2 separate regions of the Homo sapiens genome follow, and region 2 is linked to region 1. A link is an interaction called in ENCODE POLR2A ChIA-PET data of the cell type or tissue named here. Cell type or tissue: PC-3. All regions are shown on one strand. Each heading gives the region's core, and the rest is flanking DNA. Links, peaks and the distances in the headings are about the cores only.

Region 1 (9,218 bases), core at 560-8,559:
AACAGGGTCCAGGTGGGACCCAGCCTCTTCCCCAGCTGGTGCCCGGGCCGGGGCTCACCCACCTGCCTTCAGGCTCTGCTGGCAGCAGGACGCCCTGGCTCACTTGGCGGCTGCTTCCCTTCCCCCCTCTTTCCCCCTGCAGGCTGGGGTCATGAGGAGGGTGTGGATGGCAAGTGACTTCATCCCTGCCCTGACAGGATGGAGAAACTAAGGCCCAGAGAGGCAGTCAGCCTCCTCCCCTTCCCTGCTCCAGCCTCAGCAGTGGCCCCTTCCCTCCACGGGCTGCCCCGGAGCTCAGTCCCACCCCCTCCGCCGATGAGGCCATGAGGCACCGAACGGACCTGGGCCAGGTCACCCCCTCCCTGTCCCATCCCCAATCCGGGGGACTCCCTGCTGTCTGGGAGCTGAGGGAGCCCTGGGGCCGGGGTGCAGCTGAGGGCCTCTTCTAGGGACCCAACTCCTGATCCAGCCCCTGCCGGCCGCACCTTCCGCAGGGTGTCACAGAATCATGGACTGAGTCCACTTGGCCCCCACTGCACAGATGGGGAAACTGAGGCCTGGGAGAGTGGAGTGGCTGGCCTCAGGCCACACGGAAAGGTAGAAGCAGTGATGGTGGGGAGGGCGGGGAGGGGGCCCCAGCCCTAGGAGGCACCTGTGTACTATTTTTGAATGATCCCTCCAATCATCAAGCATCGATTAAGCACCTACTGTCTGCATTATAGCACAATACACATATCAATAATATTGTAGGCTGGGTGCAGTGGCTCATGCCTATAATCCTAGCACTTTGGGAGGCCAAAGCAGGTGGATCACTTCAGGTCAGAAGGTTGAGACCAACCTGGCCAAGATGGTGAAACCCTGTCTCCACTAAAACGGCAAAAATTAGTCCGGCGTGGTGGCAGGCACCTGTAATCCTAGCTTCTCGGGATGCTGAGGCAGGAGAATTACTTGAACCGGGGAGGGTTGCAGTGAGCCGAGATCGCACCCCTGCACTCCAGCCTGGGCGACAGAGCGAGACTCCGTCTCAAAAACAAACTAACTAACAACAATAATAATTGCAGATGACATTCTGAGTTCTTCCTCTCCATACCGGGCTCCACGTCTCCTGTCTTCTTTACCTGATCCACAGGACCCCTCAACTTTCCTGTAAGGGAGGCTCTATTACCCCGTTTTTCAGAGACGAGAGGTAGGGCTCAGAGAGGTTTAGTTACTTTCCAAGATCACACAGCCAGTCAGGGCAGAGCCGGGACACAACCCTGTGTCTCTGGCGGTGGCTCTATGGACTCGGCCCCTCTGTTCCCCAGGCCCCACCTCTTCCAGAACCTCCTGCTCTTCCTGTGGGCCCTGCTGAACTGTGGTTTGGGGGTCAGTGCTCAGGTAAGGGGGGGCATGAGCCCAGGGGGTGGCGAGTGGGAATGGGGACCCAGTCAGCAGTGTGGGGTCACCAGCGTCCCCCTACAAGGCTGACCGTGCCTCTGTCTCCCCAAGTAGGGTCCGGGCGAGTGGACCCCGTGGGTGTCCTGGACCCGCTGCTCCAGCTCCTGCGGGCGTGGCGTCTCTGTGCGCAGCCGGCGCTGCCTCCGGTGAGCGGGGCCCGGAGGGGGTCCCTGCCCCTCCTCCCCCGCCGGCCCAGCCCGGCCCCTGGCCGCACCCTCGGCCTGCCCACACATGCTGTGCCCTTTAATCCCCCTGATCCCGCTGGAATGCGGGTGGGGTTGGCGGGGGCGGAGGGTGGAAGGCCAGCCCTGGGAGGGGGTCCCTGGGGGTTCTCGCCACACTCTGTCTCCCTTCAGGCTTCCTGGGGAAGAACCGTGCTGGGGAGACTCCCATGAGTACCGCCTCTGCCAGTTGCCAGTAAGCCCTGCCCACCTCCCAGACCACTCTCCCACCCCAGACTGCCTGAAGCCCACCACCTGCCCCTTGGGGTTGTCCCAGCCTCTGGCTCACCTATCTCTGTCCCTAGGACTGCCCCCCAGGGGCTGTGCCCTTCCGAGACCTACAGTGTGCCCTGTACAATGGCCGCCCTGTCCTGGGCACCCAGAAGACCTACCAGTGGGTGCCCTTCCATGGGGGTGAGTAGTCTGGTCTCCTGTGGTCAGAATTGGTCCAGAGCGAACAACTCATTAGTCTCAGGGAGAGGGTCTTGGAGGGTTGCAAAGAGAAGAGGGTATTAGTGCTAGGGCTTTGAAGGATATGTAGGAGTTAGTGAAACAGAAACAGCATATGTTAGGCGTGAAACAGGGGCAGAGGGAAGCAGGGTTCATTCTGCACAGGGCTGAACACCCAACTAAGGATTGACTTAGAGCTGTATCCAGAGGCCAACACTTCTCAAACTTATCCCAGTAGCAGGAAATGTTGCTGCATTGAGCTGAAAATAGCGAGTTATATAACTACGTGCCCGGGTCAGTGCGCCTCCAGATTTCAGGGAGACAGGCAGCTTCACACGCCATGGGGAAGGCAGACACAGATATAAGAAAAGCCTAGAATGGACAAAGTGCCATCCATCAACCTCATTTCCTTCCTTCCTTCCCTTTCTTCCTTCCCTTCCTTCCCTTTCTCCCTTCCCTTCCTTCCTCCCTCCCTCCCTCCCTCCCTCCCTTCCTTCCTTCCATCAATCTGAGAATTGGAGGAAACCTGCTGTGATCCCACCCCCGCAGAGGCCCACTAGGGCCAGCCCAGGATCCGTTCCAGGCAGGGTCCACCAGCCAGGCTCAGGGAAATGGGAGCCAGAAGGAGCTGGAGAAGGAGGAGTGGAGATCAGGGCTGTCGGCCTTTGTGTTTGATCAGACAGCTCATTTTGCCCCACTTCCAGGCAGAAGGGGAAACTGAGGCCCAGGGAGGACCAGCGACACAGCTCAGTTGTGCGGGACTCAGTCCAGTCAGTACTGGACAAACACTTCATTGGGTACTTGCTGGTGCCTGGGCCAGATGCTCAGATCTTCTTTTTTTTTTTTTTTTTTTTTTTTTGAGATGGAGTCTCGCTCTGTCACCCAGGCTGGAGTGCAGTGGCATGATCTTGGCTCACTACAGCCTCCACCTCCCTGGTTCAAGCGATTCTCCTGCCTCAGCCTCCGGAGTAGCTGGGATTACAGGCTCCCACCACCAAGCCTGGCTAAATTTTTATTGTTGTATTTTTGGTAGAGACGGGGGGGTCTCGCCATGTTGCCCAGGCTGGTCTTGAACTCCTGGCCTCAGGAGATCTGCCCACCTCAGCCTCCCAATGTGCTGGGATTACAGGCATGAGACACCACACCTGGCCTTTTTTAAGGCCATCCATCTGCACACTGATTGAATTCTTGCTTCTGTATCCTAGAGCTTGGAACAGTGTCTGGAAAACAGTAGGTGTTCAGTGGAATGAAGAATGAGTAATGGTGTTAAAAATGAATAATATGTAAGGACTCCTAATATAAAGACAATGAATGAATGAATGAATGAATGAATGCAGCCCCAGGATACTTGCCTGCGAGTCCCAGGTTGCTGGACGCAGAGCACCTACGGTCCAGTCCTGGCTCTGCCTCAGCCTCGATGTGTGGCTTTGGCCAAATCTCTGGGCTTCATCTGCCCAAAGTGATGGTTGCCTGATGAAGCTTGGTAGAGGGGGACTGGAGCTCGAACAGGGGTCCCCGGCCCACCGACTCCTCCTGCCCTCAGCGCCCAACCAGTGCGACCTCAACTGCCTGGCTGAGGGGCACGCCTTCTACCACAGCTTCGGCCGCGTCCTGGACGGCACCGCCTGCAGCCCGGGTGCCCAGGGGGTCTGCGTGGCTGGCCGCTGCCTTGTAAGGACTCGTCAGGCCCCGCCCGAGCCCCGCCCACCTCCCACTCAGGCCCCACCCATCCTAGGCTCCACCTCCGCCCTCCTCCCATTAGCCTCCACCCCCTCCCTAGGCTCCACCGCCTTCCCCCTCCCCTTCCAGGCCCTGCCCCCAGCCCCCCTTAGGCACCCACTCCCGGGCGCCAAGCCCATCCTCCTCCCGCCAGGTCCTGCTCCTCCCTAGGCTCCACCCCCATCTTCCCTCCAGGCCTCGTCCTCTTGCTCCCAGGCACTGCCCTTTCCCCAGGTCCTGCCCCTCCCAGCGTCAGTGACGCCGCGCCTGTCCTTCACCCTTTAGAGCGCCGGCTGTGATGGGTTGTTGGGCTCGGGTGCCCTCGAGGACCGCTGTGGCCGCTGCGGAGGCGCCAACGACTCGTGCCTTTTCGTGCAGCGCGTGTTTCGTGACGCCGGTGACTACCTGCCCCGCCCTCCCTGCACACACGTCAGAGTGGGCCCTTTAACGAGCCGTGGCCCGGAAGCAAATTTCCGTGCTGATTGGCCAGTGTGCGGCCCAGCCCCCCTTTCTCCTCATCCTGATTGGCTACTGACAGATTGTCCCGCCCTTCCCCAGGACAGATGGGGTTTTAACCCTTTCCCTGCCACACTGAAGCAATAGTAATTGTAACTCCAAACGTTTACGGAGGGTTTTCCGGTTCCCAGGACCCTGGCTAGCTGTCTTACCCGCAGTAGCTCATTAAATCCTCAAGTCATCGCTCAAATACACCCCCACTGGCACCCCAACACCCTCCTACCCTCCCACCCAGGTGCCTTCGCTGGGTACTGGAACGTGACCCTGATCCCCGAGGGCGCCAGACACATCCGCGTGGAACACAGGAGCCGCAACCACCTGGGTATCCTAGGATGTGAGGCGAGAGGCACCCGGCTGGGCACCCGGGGGCGGTTGTCCCTGTTTACAGATGGGGAGACTGAGGCCTGAGGAGGGGACCCCAGGGTCTGGGAGACGAGACGACAGGTTCCTGAGGGCTGACTGTTCCCTTGCAGCACTGATGGGGGGCGATGGGCGCTACGTGCTTAATGGGCACTGGGTGGTCAGCCCACCAGGGACCTACGAGGCGGCCGGCACGCATGTGGTCTACACCCGAGACACAGGGCCCCAGGAGACATTGCAAGCAGCCGGGCCCACCTCCCATGACCTGCTCCTACAGGTGCCACTGGGCCTCCAACAGGGTCAGAGGGGGTCGGCTGGGGACAGAGGGGAGAGGCTGGGGACAGAGGGTAGGAGTGGAGGTGACTGGGGCCAGAAGGGGGAGTCTGGGGTCAGAGGGGAGAGGCTGGGACAGAGCATCAGAGGGGGGAGGGTGGGGACAGGGTCAGAGGGGATCAGCTAGGGACAGAGCATCAGAGGAGGGAGGCTGGGGGCAGACAGGATCAAAGTGGGGAGGCTGGGGTCGTAGGGTCAGAGGCAGGAGGCAACCCCAGCCTCCTGTGAAGCTCCCTGTGTCCCCTCCCCTGCTCCAGGTCCTCCTGCAGGAGCCCAACCCTGGCATCGAGTTTGAGTTCTGGCTCCCTCGGGAGCGCTACAGCCCCTTCCAGGCTCGTGTGCAGGCCCTGGGCTGGCCCCTGAGGCAGCCTCAGCCCCGGGGGGTGGAGCCTCAGCCCCCCGCAGCCCCTGCTGTCACCCCTGCACAGACCCCAACGCTGGCCCCAGGTGAGGTGGGGACAGCCAGGGTGGGGGATGAGTGGGGACTGAGGCCTGTGCCCCTCACAGCACCGCCCATCCCACAGACCCCTGCCCACCCTGCCCTGACACCCGCGGCCGCGCCCACCGACTACTCCACTATTGCGGCAGTGACTTTGGTGAGACCCCCGACCTCTACCCTGACTTAGCCCCTACTAACCTGGCCTCCTCCTGACCTCTGACCCTAATCTGACTTTACCCTTGACCCCTTCTTCTGATCCTAATTTGCCTCTTGACCCTAATCCCTCATTGATCCCTGACGTGATCCTGACTCTAGTCCCTATAGATCCCGAGGTCCCACCTGACCCTCAGTCCCTCTTCTGGCAAGGGAGGGGGCGTAGAGATTTGCGCAGAGTTGAGCAGCCAGCCAGCTTAGCACGTCCCCTCAACAGTGTTCCAGGCCCGAGTGCTGGGCCACCACCACCAGGCCCAGGAGACCCGCTATGAGGTGCGCATCCAGCTCGTCTACAAGAACCGCTCGCCACTGCGGGCACGCGAGTACGTGTGGGCGCCAGGCCACTGCCCCTGCCCGATGCTGGCACCCCACCGGGACTACCTGATGGCTGTCCAGCGTCTTGTCAGCCCCGACGGCACACAGGACCAGCTGCTGCTGCCCCACGCCGGCTACGCCCGGCCCTGGAGCCCTGCGGAGGACAGCCGCATACGCCTGACTGCCCGGCGCTGTCCTGGCTGAGCCCCTGCAGGAGCCCCGGCCACACACAGCAAGAAAGATACATCTGACCAGCCTCAACGTCAACGTATTTCCCCTCTCACCCTGGCTTCCAGGCAGCTCTGAAATACGTCCCACCTGTGCAGCTATGTGACTCCCTCCCACACACGCTTAAGACACCTCTGCATGCAGTCAAAGCCACTGTCACAAGCCGGCAGGCACTGGTGAGGAGGCACTAAGGAGACTCTGACTTTTATTTCGCCTCTCTCCTTGGCTGCCAGGAAGCTCATAGCTATTTATACTCAGAAAGTTTAACGCTGCTTTCTTTCTCTTTGCGCGCGTCACACTTGCTTGGAGACACTGTCATGAACGAGCATGACACCCTGCTGCCCTGGGTACCCAGAAGATCATCTGTTTACTTCCCAGACACTGTGCTGTCTCTGCTCTCTGCTACTCACACACACCCTCATGTGTGAAGGGCAGAGACACTGTCACAAACAGGCATGCCCCTTAGAAGACATGCCTAACCAGGCACTGTAACGTACCAACGTACCAATTTCCCCTTTTCCCCTGGCTACCAGGAAACTCGGAGACAATCTTTTCAGCCTCAGCATTTCTGGCTGGATTTCCACCCATCAACACGTGCTTGCTCCTCCTTTTTTTTTTTTTCTGAGGTAGACCCTTGCTCTGTCACCTAGGCTGAAGTGCGGTGGTGCAATCATGGCTCACTGCAGCCTCAAATTCCTGGGCTCAAGCGATCCTCCCACCTCAGCCTCCACAGCAGCTGGAACTCCAGGTGTGAATCACCATGCCCGGCTAACTTTTAAATTTTTTGTAGAGATGGGGTCTTGCTACGTTGCCCACACTGCTCTCCAACTACTGGCCTCAAACGATCCTCCTGCCTCGGCCTCCCAAAGCACTGGAATTTCAGGCATGCACTATCGTACTGGCTGTTCACCCCCCTTTTATTCCTCTTTAATTTTTACAAGCACTTTTTAAAAAAAAATTTTACTTTAAGTTCTGGGTGTGTACAGAATGTGCAGGTTTATTACATTAGTATACACGTGCCATGGTGGTTTGTGGCACCCATCAACCCATCATCTAGGTTTTAAGCCCCACATGCATTAGGTATTTGTGCTAATGCTCTCCCTCCCCTCGGCCCCCACCCCACAAAGGACCCGGTGTGTGATGTTCCCCTCCCTGTGTCCATGTGTTCTCATTGTTCAACTCCCACTTGTGAGTGAGAACAAGTGGTGTTTGGTTTTCTGTTCCTGTGTGAGTTTGCTGAGAATGATGGCTTCTAGCTTCATCCATGTCCCTGCAAAGGACATGAACTCATCCTTTTTTATGGCTGCAGAGCACTTTTTTTTTTTTTAAGCACCCCAGTCACATGCACTCGGTCACAGAGACTCAGGGACACGCTGGTAGAACCCCGTCTCGACCTTGCTCATGGGTAGGCACGCATGTTCACACGCACCCCACCCCTCCTCCTGGTCCAGCCTCACCTCCTCCCTGCACGTCTGACACTGTGTGAGGTGAGGGCAGGGAATAGAGGAGGATAGGAGCAGGTGGGGAATGAATGGGGCTTTGGTAGGTCCTGAGCCTCCCCCAACTGCCACATACTTTCTCAGGCCCACCCTGGGAACCCCTCCCCAGGTGAGGAGGCAGGTGAGAGCCGCTGCTGTCTGCCAGCTGCCAGCCCGCTATGTTCTTCTGCAACCAGGAGGGCCGACACGGGCTGTGTGTGTACTAGGGGGTGTCACGAGGTCGCTCAGCAAACCCTCCTCCGTGGGGTGCCAACCCTCTGCCTCTGACGCCTGATGCATGGCTCATGCTGCCACCCGGGACAACCCACTCTGTGTGGGACCAGTGGTTGCATTTCTCCCTGGGGCCTGGGGTGCCTGGGGTCCATGGGTCCCCGCTGTCCACTGGGCACGGACAAGCTACCCCCACCAGGCAGGGAGCAACCAGAGAGGGTGAAGGGCAAGGAGGCGGCCGAGGCAGAGGGAGTCGGCAAGGGGTGCAGGACATTGGTGGACACGGCCCCTGATCTTGCAGATGACCCCAGGCCAGGTGCAGCCCCTCTCCAGCCTCAGTTTCCCGCTCAGTGAGTGATGCCCTCGAAGCCCCTCCCAGCTCTGACATGGGAGTTACACTTTCCTGGAGCCCTTCCCTAGCCCCCTTTTTCCTTCACACATTTCTGCAGCAAGTGCTTATTGAGCACCGACGGCATACCAGGGACCCAGCGGAGCCTGGGACGGCCCAGGCCTGGCGCTTCAGTGACGTGGTGCCTTCTGTGATTGATGTCTGCAGCACGCGCTGCCGGCGGGGGTCCCAGGGGCTCCCCAGCCAAGGGCCGCGGGTGCTGCAGGGATGAGTGGGGGCCGCAGTGCCCCCTGGCGGCAGGACGGGACATGAAGGGACTCCGGGCGCGCCTCGTGGCTTGTGGCCCCAGGTGCCCTGAGCCCACTTCCGCGTGGGCACTCGCTTCCCATTGGACGCGGGGCCCTCTCGCAGGCCTCCTCGTGACAGCACTGGCTCATGAGGCTACTGTCGGTGCCTGCCGGCACCCCACTGCCCTCCCTCCCCTGTCAGTCTGTAAGGCTGTCCCTTCTCCCCGGCTGTGGTTTGGGGTGTCCCAGGGAATGGAGGTTTCAAGGTCTCTCCCGGCCACGGACCCCCTGGGCTGCCCCGGCGCCTGGATCTCAGACAGTTACCCTAGGGGCTGCGCAACCGGCCAGGGGAGCTGACACTCGGAGAGTTTCCTCAACAGGGACCCCAGGCTGTGCCTGCGGCCAGGGAGAAACACGGAGGCGCTGGGAGAAACGCGCACCAGGTGTCCCACAGCCCCCACCGCCAGGAGCACGCCATTCCTGCGTGGGCGAGAGGACCCCAGCGTGATTTGAAAATGACAACATTGTTTCCAGTGAGAACCACGTAACCATCGGCAATAAACAGTCTCCAGATTTGCGCTTTAGCTTTAAAGCCGACAAGCGAACGTTTTGTTATCTTTGTTATTTTTATTTTTTTAGAGC
Region 2 (9,218 bases), core at 735-8,734, 190 kb after region 1:
GGAGTACAGGCATGTGAGCCACCACACCCAGTCTGTGATCTCATTTCTATGAAGTGTCCAGGACAGGCCAACCCACAGAGGCAGAGAGGGGATGCCTGGGTGCCAGGGCTGGGGTGGGGATGGGGAGCAATGGCTAATGGGGATGGGGTTTCCTTCTGGGGTGATGAGAACGTTCTGGAACTAGAGAGAGGTGAGGTTTGCACAACTCTGCAAGTACGCTAAAAGCCACTGGATTACACCTTTAAGCAGGTGAACCTCATGGTCCGCGAGTTATAGCTCAGTGCTTTAAGCAGGTGAACCTCATGGTCTGTGAATTATATCTCAATGATCAAAAGCTCAGAGCCACTCACTCTGTTGCAGAGCTGGTTCCTTTATCCCGTCGCTGTGCACTGCAAGCCTTCTGCCTTCTGTGCGTGACTGTGACTTTCTAGAGGGAAGGGAACGTGTCTTCTTCCCCTTGCTGTATCGTCTCTGACTTGTCACAAATATGGTCAAACTGAACATGAAAATAAGTGTCAAGACCAGGCGAGGTGGCTCATGCCTGTGATCCCAGCACTTTGGGAGACCGAGGTGGGAGGATCACTTGAGCTCAGGAGTTGGAGACCAGCCTGGGCAACATACCGAGACCACCCCCACCATCTCAAAAAAAATAAAACAGAAAAGAAAAAGAAAAAAAAATGGGTGTCTGAAGATTGGAGGGATGCAGCCGGCCACAGGTGGGCAGTGAGGGAGCTGCTGGGCTGGCCACATGCAGGGATGGAGCAGCCCGTGCAAAGGCCCTGGGGCAGAGACAAAAGCAGCTTGTTTTAAAGACAGAACTGGGAGGTTGGGTCGGAGTGAGCGGGAAGGGGATGAAAGAGGGCTGGATCGATCCCTCCCACTCTATCCCCCAGGCTAAAGTGCAGTGGCACGATATCTCGGCTCAATGCAACCTCCCTCTCTCAGGTTCAAGCAATTCTTCTACCTCAGCCTCCTGAGTAGCTGGGATTACAGGCCCACACCATCACACCTGGCTAATTTTTGCATTTTCAGTAGAGATGAGGTTTCACTACGTTGGCCAGGCTGGTCTTGAACTCCTAACCTCAGGTGATCCACCCGCCTCAGCCTCCCAAAGTGCTGGGATTACAGGCGTGAGCCACCGTGTCCGCATCCAGCCCAGAGGGCTGGATTCTTGATTCTTGGTGCCTTGAACCCATATGGGGCAAGTGGACAGAGCTGTGGGTCAGGCGCAGAGCAGCAGAGCTCACGGGCGCGGGTCCAGATGGAGCAGCAGGGTGTCCCCTCACCTCCCAAAGCCTTGGGGTTGTATCTGGGCACCCCCCCCCCAAACCTGGAAACCCAAGCCTGCTTGCTCCCAGGTCTTCCAGCTTATTTCTCGAAGGATTTGCACATTCCAGAGGAGGCAACTGAGGCACAGAAGTTTCCGTGACCCCAGAGAGCTGCCCAAGAGCATGGCACAGCAGGTGCGCATCATGCCCAGCGGGAATGACAGTGGCGAGGCCTGGAGTACCAGAAATCAAGCAGGATCCCGCGGCAGGGGCCGGCTGAACCCACCAGGGGCACCTGTGGGTAGGATCCTCTCCTCAGCCGTGGTGTGGGAAGGTGCAGCCACACATGAGACGGCCCCCAGGGTGCACACGGATCACCAGCCCTGCCTTGCAGGGGCAGTAGGGGGGGAACCCAGACGGTATCCCTACCTGAGTAGAAAGGACCCTCCCAAGGCCAAGGAAACCAACCACAGCACCCACGAGAGGGTATTTGGGGCGGTGACATTCTGCAGCCCAGGACCCAGAAAGTGGACACAGGTGTGGTCACGACACAGGAGGACCCAGAGGTGCTCATCACACAGGAGGGATCCAGCTGTTCTGTGACCGAGAAAACGCTCTGTGCCTCAGTTTCCTCCTATGAAAAATGGGTCTCCCAAGAGGGTTATGGCGGAAGCCACTGGTCGGGGCAGTGAAGGGGCAGCAGAGGTGAGGACGGGCGGTGGGCAGGGCTTGGGGTTCCCGTTGGGGCATCAGACCCAGACCTGAGGCTCCAGGAGGTGAACGTGAAGCTGGGACCCTAGGTCCAGCCAGGGTGGCTCCCCAGCACCTGAGGCCGCCCTGACCATGCAGACCTCAGCCTGCCTGCTCCGGGATCCAGGTCCCGACGACCCAAACCACGCGCCCCGGACACCGCCCCTCCTGCGCCCGGAGCGCGCCCCTCGCAGACTGTCCGGCTGGGCCTCCTAGAGGCGCTGGCTGCGGGGCGGGAGCTCTGAGCGCCAAGGGCCGCGGGCGTCCACGCAGCTCTACCCGCGCGCCAGGCCCGCTCCCCGGCCTCTGCAGCTCCCGAGCGCGCGTCTCCCCGCACCGCGTCTCCACCGGCCTCCTCGCTCCACCTAGCGGCGGCCTGAGCCCGGAGCCGCGGGGGGGCCAGAGAGGGCGGGGGGTCGGGGCCTCACAGTCCGGCAGGTGCGGCTGGGGAAACTGAGGCACGGGAGGGCCAGGCACGCCCCCAAGGTCACGCAGAATGAGCGGGAAGGTTCAGATCGAACTCCAGCACCCAGGAGCCCATATAGGTTCCTCCACCGCCACCCTAGAAAAGGAGGGAAGCCTGGAGGCCCGGAAGGAAGCAGCAAGGGAATGGAGCGCGCAGAGGAAGGAGCCAGGCGCACCGCAGTCCTGCTGGGGACCTGGACAGGTCTGAGCTGGACCAGTGCTGCCAATGCCAGCATGGCCGTGGCCTCCTTCCCTCACCTCACAGCGGCCTCTGTCTGTGGCCTGTCTCCTCATTTGTAAAATGGGTATTAGAGGATCCTTGGGAGGTTGCAGGGAGATGAGGCAGGGAAAGCCTGTCGGCTGACGTTTGGTACACAGTAAGCACTCAATAAATGTTGGCTATTGGCCGGGTGGTGGGTGGCTCATGCCTGTAATCCCAGCACTTTGGGAGGCCGAGGCGGGTGGATCACTTGAGCTCAGGAGTTCCAGACCAGTCTGGGTAATATGGTGAAACCCCATCTCTACTAAAATTACAAAATTTAGCCGGGCGTGGTGGCAGGTGCCTGTAATCCCAGCTCCTCGGGAGGCTGAGGCAGGAGAATCACTTGAACCCAGGAAGTGGAGGTTGCAGTGAGCCGAGATTGCACCACTGCACTCCAGCCTGGGCGACAGAACAAGACTCTGTCTCTAAATAAACAAATAAATAAATTAGCCGGGCGTGGTGGTGCACACCTGTGGTCCCAGTTACTTGGGAGGCTGAGATGGGAGGCTCACTTGAGCCAGGGAGGTCGAGGTTGCAGTGAGCTGAGATCGCATTACTGCACTCCAGCCTGAGTGACAGAGCAAGACTGTCTCAAAAATAAATAAATAATAAACAAATAAATAAGCCAGGCATGGTGGGGTGCACCTGTAATCCCAGCTACTCAGGAGGCTGAGGCAGGAGAAGCACTCGAACCCAGGAGGTGGAGGTTGCAGTGAGCCGAGATTGCACCCCTGTACTCCAGCCTGGGCGACAGAGCGATTCTGTCTCTAAATAAATAAATAAATAAATACATTAGCTGGGCGTGGTGGCACACAACTGTGGTCCCAGTTACTTGGGAGGCTGAGATGGGAGGATCGATTGAGCCAGGGAGGTTGAGGCTGCAGTGAGCTGAGATCGCACCTCAGCTCACTGCACTCCAGCCTGAGTGACAAAGTGAGACTCTGTCTCAAAAAACAAATACACAAACTTCGGCTGTTGAGGAATATTGTTGCCTAGGCTTGTCCACCCTCCTCTGTGGCCCCACCTTAACTGTTTCTTCCAGGACGCTCCCTCCTGCCTCCCTCCCTCTACCCCTCTGCACACAGCCTCCCCCCTGCAGGAACGCCCTTCCTCTGCCTCCGACTCGTTTGCCTGCCGTAGCCCCCACGGTGCCCCAGGGTTCAGCCCAGGGTCAGGCCCACGGCGAGCATTCAGTGACTTCATGAGGTTGGATGAAAACCAGGCTGGGTCCACACTGCGCTGCCCTGTGCCCTCATTCCAAACCCAGAGAAACTGAGGCCCGGAAAAAGAGGCGGCCCAGCAGAGCTCTCTCTTCACCAGGCGAGGGTCCCAGGGACCTGGGGGGAGAGCTGCGGAAGCCAGCAACTCCTTCCCCGCCGTCGGCCCCCAAGGAGGGTCGTGCTGCAGAGGCAGAGACCAGGCCAAATTGAAATTGATCGTGGGGAACAGCTCGGCAGGGTGGAACAGACACACGGCCACCGGGGAGCGCAGGGGCGCCCAAGCGTGTGAGCGCATCCCAGCCTCCGACGGAGAATCTTTTAATCTGCGGTGGATGCTGCTAGCTGAGGCCTCTAAGTAGCCACAAGGCACGGGGGCTAGACTGCAGCAGCTGGCAGGCATGAGGACACCTTCCACTTCATTCATTCATTCATTTCTTCCTCCTGAAGACACTGGGTAAATGTAGAGCAGCAGAGGGTGGCCAGAAAGGCCCCTCCCCCTGTTCCAGACAAGGGGATCCTGGGGCCTCCCCGGGGAACACAGGGGCCAGGTACCCAGAGAGGTTCCTGAAGACTGGGGGTTTGTAAGCTAGCCGTGCCTTCCAGGGCCAGCCAGACGTCCCGGAATTCCTGTTTGGTGACTCAGGGAGGGGCAGCTGCCGGCCGTGTCTCTCTCCCTGCAGGTGGCTAGGCCTGGCTCCCATCCCAGAGCTGTGGGGCTTAGGAGGGCTCCTCCACGCCTCAGTTTCCCGTGTTGGCCTCCGAGAGGTGATGACCGGGCACGTGGCCAATGGGGCAGCCGCGTCCTCCCGAAGCCTCTCCGACCCTGACCTGGAAGCCCCCCTCGGTGCCCGGGGCGGGGGTCGTGCCCCAGCTCATCTCCCAGGGCCCCTCTCCGGTGAGAGCCTCAACCCCGGGATTAGGGGGCCGGGGTCAGGGGTCAACAGCATTTGCCGCGGCTCCGTTCAGGCCGAGAGCGGATCCGTTCTCCCTGCCACCTCGAATTTCCTGGACAAAGGCACAGTGGAGGGACCGGGCAGAGGGACCCCCGAGCACCCTGGGAAAGCCCCGGGAGAGCCTCTGCCCACACAGCCCCCATTCAGCAGCCAATGAGCCGACGAGAGGAACCCTGTATGCCCATGCTGCAGAGGGGGAAACTGAGGCAGCCAGCGGATGGAGCCGGCCGAGAAGCTGCATGGCTTTAGTCAGGCGGGGGCCACGCGAGGCAGCCCGGCCCCCAGAGAAATGGGGCTCAGGCACGGGAGGCGGGGTCTGTGACGGCAGGCGGGTGGGGGGCTGGCGGCGGACAAAGGCGGGCGGGCTGGGTCCATGGGGGCGCGTTCCGCTCGTCAGCCTTGGTTCCACTTCAGTCCACCCTGGACAGGCCGGAATAATCCCTCCCGTGGCCGCTGCTGGGCCGTGACGACTTGAAGGGGGCCCGGCCAGCCTGACTGACGGCTGGGCGGGGGGCAGGGGCGCCTGGAGCTCCCCCCCACCCACACCCCTCAGGCCCTCCACCCCCATCCAGTGCTGGGAACGGCATTTGGCCGTTGCTGATGACACGGACGAGGAAACTGAGTCACAGACAGGCACACACCCCCTCCCAGGTCACAGAGCAGGCCCACCATGGCCGACTCCAGAATCACCCTCACTGGGACGGTCCCACCCTGCTGCAGCTTTGCACAACCCCTCACCTGGGAGTTGGAGGAATTCGGAGGCCTGGGCCTGAAGGAGTCAGAGAAATCACTCGCCTCCCTTTCATTCCCCAGCACCTGGGAGGCAGGGACAAGCTGGTGGCTGGAGCCGGGCCAGGCCAGGGGCCCTGGGAAGGCCCCATCGGGTGCTGCCTGAGGCCTGCAGAAACAGCTGTCAGCTCATGCCTCAATTTTTTCTTTTTTTTTTTTTGAGACGGAGTTTCGCTCTTGTCACCCACACTGGAGTGCAATGGCACAATCTCGGCTCACTGCAACCTCCACCTCCCGGGTTCAAGCAATTCTCCTGCCTCAGCCTCCCGAGTAGTTGAGATTACAGGTGCGTGCCACTACGCCCGGCTAATTTTTGTAGTTTTAGTAGAGACGGGGTTCCACCATGTTAGCCAGGCTGGTCTCAAACTCCTGACCTCAGGTGATCCACCAGCCTCGTCCTCCCAAAGTGCTGGGATTACGGGCGTGAGCCACCACGCCCAGCCTTATGCCTCAGTTTCTCCAGCTGCCAGGCGATCTGCAGAGCTGCCTGCAAACTCCACTAGGTGGGGGTGAGGAGGGGCATCACCCCCTCCCATCATGCACCTGGGCTCCTGGACGGACTTCAGCAGGTGGGGACAGTGTGCAGGAGAGGAAACTGCTGGACCAAGGGCCCCACAGGCAGGAGGGTGAGCAGGCCCTATGCGAGGGGGCTGGGTGAGCCTGGGAGAGTGTGGGGCCACGCTGAGGAAGCTGTGCTTCCGAGGGAGGCGGGCTTGGAGGTCCACGGTCCCGCCATGGATGCTGCAGGGGCCACTTAGGTTCAAGCCCTCCGAGGGCTCCCTGCCACCCTCAGGAGCAGCCCAGGCACGGGGCTTCTCAGCTCACGCCTCCCTTCGGCCACCAGGCCTTCCCTCGCGCCTGCAGTGGCCTCACCGCACTTCTGTGGGGTGACCTCCTCCTCCCCACCTCCCAGCGGAAGCGGGAGTCCTTGGGGAAGGCCTCTCCCGGCTGCCTTCGTCTTTGGCGAGTGCCCTGAGCTGCCAGGGCACTGGGCTCCCGTCTCCTGTTACCTTTGCCACCTCTGGCTTGGCAAACGGTAGGTGATTAATAAAGACATTTCAAAAGCACCAAAGGATGGGGCAGCTTCAAAGGGCCTGCGACGGCGGCAGGAGATGCGGGCCGGGCCACGGAGCCTTAAGCCGGGTCCAGGGGTCCCCAGCTCCCCATCTTTCAAACCCACCGAGTCCACCTTGTGGGAAAATACCCCTGGGTTTGCGACAAAGGCAGGAGCGGCTGGCAAAAGTGCCCTTGACGCTGAGAGGGGACCCCTGGTGGGGGGGGGGGGGGGGCCCTTCCCCGGCCTCAGTTTCCCCAGCTATAAAATGGGTGCTGGCTTCTTCAGAGGACCCCTCTCCCTCTGCCCTGGACCTCTGGGGACTGCTCCCCCCAACCCTCCAGGGGCCCCGCTGCGCTAATCCGCCAGGCGGCCTGCGCCTCGGTTTCCCCTCCCGGCGGCCTAATCCCCGGATTGTCGGAGGCCGGTTTTACATACATTTAGAGGCTTTTCATAATAGATTTACTGGGCCCCAGAACGGCCCTCACTGGGAGATTAGCTGCTCCGTAATTGAAAACTGCCCGCCGCCCCCTCCGCCCCTCTCCCCTGGGCTTGGGTCAGAGGGAAGGGCCCAGGGAGGACCCTGCAGCTGTGCGGGCCCCACGGGGGCCTCCCTGGGAGCTAGAACGGGGTCTCCCTGGTACCTGACCCGACGGAGGCTGCTCCCAGCCCTTGAGTGCTCAGCCGGGACTTGAACCAGGTCCGCCCCATGCCCACTGCCAAGGGCAGCCTCTGTGCTGGGACGGGGGGCCATGGTCTCCCTGTTTCAGACGAAGACACTGACTCACCCAGGGCACCCCGTGGGCAGCTGGTCTCTCTCTAAGCCGGGCCAGATCCTGGGTGCCCAACTTGGGGCTCAGAATTTGGGTCCTTACTCCCTGACCCCCTCAGCGCTTCCCAGAGACCCGGCAGGACAGGGGTCTCAGGAACGTTCATGGGATACAATGTGGCAGAGGATGGAGCTGAGTCGCCGCCCTTGGTAATTCGGCCCCATCCCCTTCCACCCCCAGCCTTCGCTGCCCGGTCCCCAACTGGGCAACTTAATTCTGCCTGTCACCAGGATGTGGGCCGAGTTTATTTATCTGGTGTATATATGCATTTTAATTTAAAGATCTGCCAGCCAGCACGGCTGACTCCCGCGGTTCCCCCGCTGCCCCCCTCACCTGCGAGAGGCCGTTCCCCACCACCACCCCTGCCCCCTAGGCCTTCCTGGAGGAGTGAATGATGGAGAATGAGCCCTTTGCCTCCAGTCTTTCCCAGTTGGCAAGAAAGAGCACTTGACTCAGAGTCCACACACAACACGCTCATTCAGTCATTCAACAAACATCCGAGGAGGGCTTGCTGGCATTGTGCCAGACAATGGGATCACAGGGAAGGCGGGGAGATCAGGCAACAAAGGGCCTGCCTCCATGGGCCTGGCGATTCTGCTCATCAAGAGCCCCCAGGATCTGAGACCCCACCCTGTGTCACTAGCCTGTTTTCCAGATGAGCAAACTGAGGCTCAGAGAACAGGGGCCTCACCCACAGCGGGTGGTGGAGAGGGCACTGGAACCTGGGCTTATCCGATGTCTGCAGCTGTGCCCTCACGCAGGGGTCAAGGCGAACCTCTCGGTGCCTCAGTTTCCCCTCCTAGCCAAAGAGCTTCTAGAGCCGCAGCCACAAGCGTGATGGACGATGTTAATAACAGCCCCGGGTGCTCGGGGACTCGGATACCACCGTCATTAATGCTCAGGCTGGGAGGGGCATGGGATATTGCAAACCATAACTCTAGCGCCTGGTGGGCGGGCAGAGGGGGCCGACAGCGGTCCCTGCGAGAGGCGGGCCCCCTTCCCATCACAAGATCATAACAAGCTCTGGTTTTCGACGCTTAGGGGGCCATGAGGACCGCCCAGCACCGAGACCACCCACTCAGGTGCCCCCAGCTCCTCCTCATGTGGGGAAGAAATATCCAGATTCGTCGCTTCTCTGGGCACCTGTGCTGCTCTCCCTGGAGGCTGGGGCGACTGGCTGGAGTCGGTAGTGGTCAGGCCGCCTCCCCTTCGCCATCCACTGGACCCTAAAGGGGTCCCGGCTGTGGGGCCCAGGGCCTGGGCACTCCCCTTCTCTGACCTCATCTTCCTTATCTACAAAGTGGGTCTCAGACTGGGCTCATGCCTGTAATCCCAGCACTTTGGGAGGCCAAGGCGGGAGGATCCCTTGAGCTCAGGAGTTGGGAAACCAGTCTGGGCAACATGGTGAAACCCCATCTCTACAAAAATAAATAAATAAATAAACAAAAATTAGCCACGTGTGGTGGCTCATGCCTGCAGTCTCAACTACCCAAGAGGCTGAGGTGGAAGGATCACCAGAGGCCAGGAGTTCAAGACCAGTCTGGGCAACACAGCGAGACCTCATCTCTACAAAAAATAAAAAAAATTAGCTAGCATGGAGCCGCGTGCCTGTGGTCCCAGCCACTCG

Evidence for each region. Peaks named below come from ENCODE experiments on the same cell type or tissue, not always from the same donor. Only the 100,000 strongest peaks of a DNase experiment are listed, where the experiment ranks them.
Region 2: POLR2A ChIA-PET joins it to region 1 with 11 read pairs; 5 of 35 experiments call an interaction of 5 or more read pairs at or near these places.

The regions. Positions count from the first base shown.
Region 1 is chr19:1,503,004-1,512,221 of GRCh38, reverse strand. ADAMTSL5 (ADAMTS like 5) reads left to right here. Exons shown (of 12, transcript NM_213604.3): 2 at 1,062-1,377; 3 at 1,492-1,583; 4 at 1,794-1,854; 5 at 1,964-2,072; 6 at 3,652-3,779; 7 at 4,113-4,224; 8 at 4,579-4,665; 9 at 4,817-4,980; 10 at 5,294-5,483; 11 at 5,561-5,632; 12 at 5,906-7,200. The coding sequence starts at 1,279. The coding sequence ends at 6,207. It overlaps LOC124904609 (a long non-coding RNA gene), which reads right to left and starts at 4,230. Exons shown (of 2, transcript XR_007067084.1): 1 at 4,106-4,230; 2 at 3,108-3,558. RefSeq lists a silencer at 4,105-4,304 and an enhancer at 3,629-4,478. In PC-3, for the core only: no CTCF peak of the experiment used is centred there; a DNase peak (open chromatin) is centred at 4,301; H3K4me3 peaks cover 697 bases; H3K27ac peaks cover 810 bases.
Region 2 is chr19:1,309,011-1,318,228 of GRCh38, reverse strand. No RefSeq gene overlaps it. Among named protein-coding and RNA genes, the nearest start is that of EFNA2, 28 kb to the right of the region's middle. RefSeq lists a silencer at 2,195-2,474. In PC-3, for the core only: CTCF peaks have their summits at 2,220 and 2,422 (motif pointing left); a DNase peak (open chromatin) is centred at 4,588; H3K4me3 peaks cover 838 bases.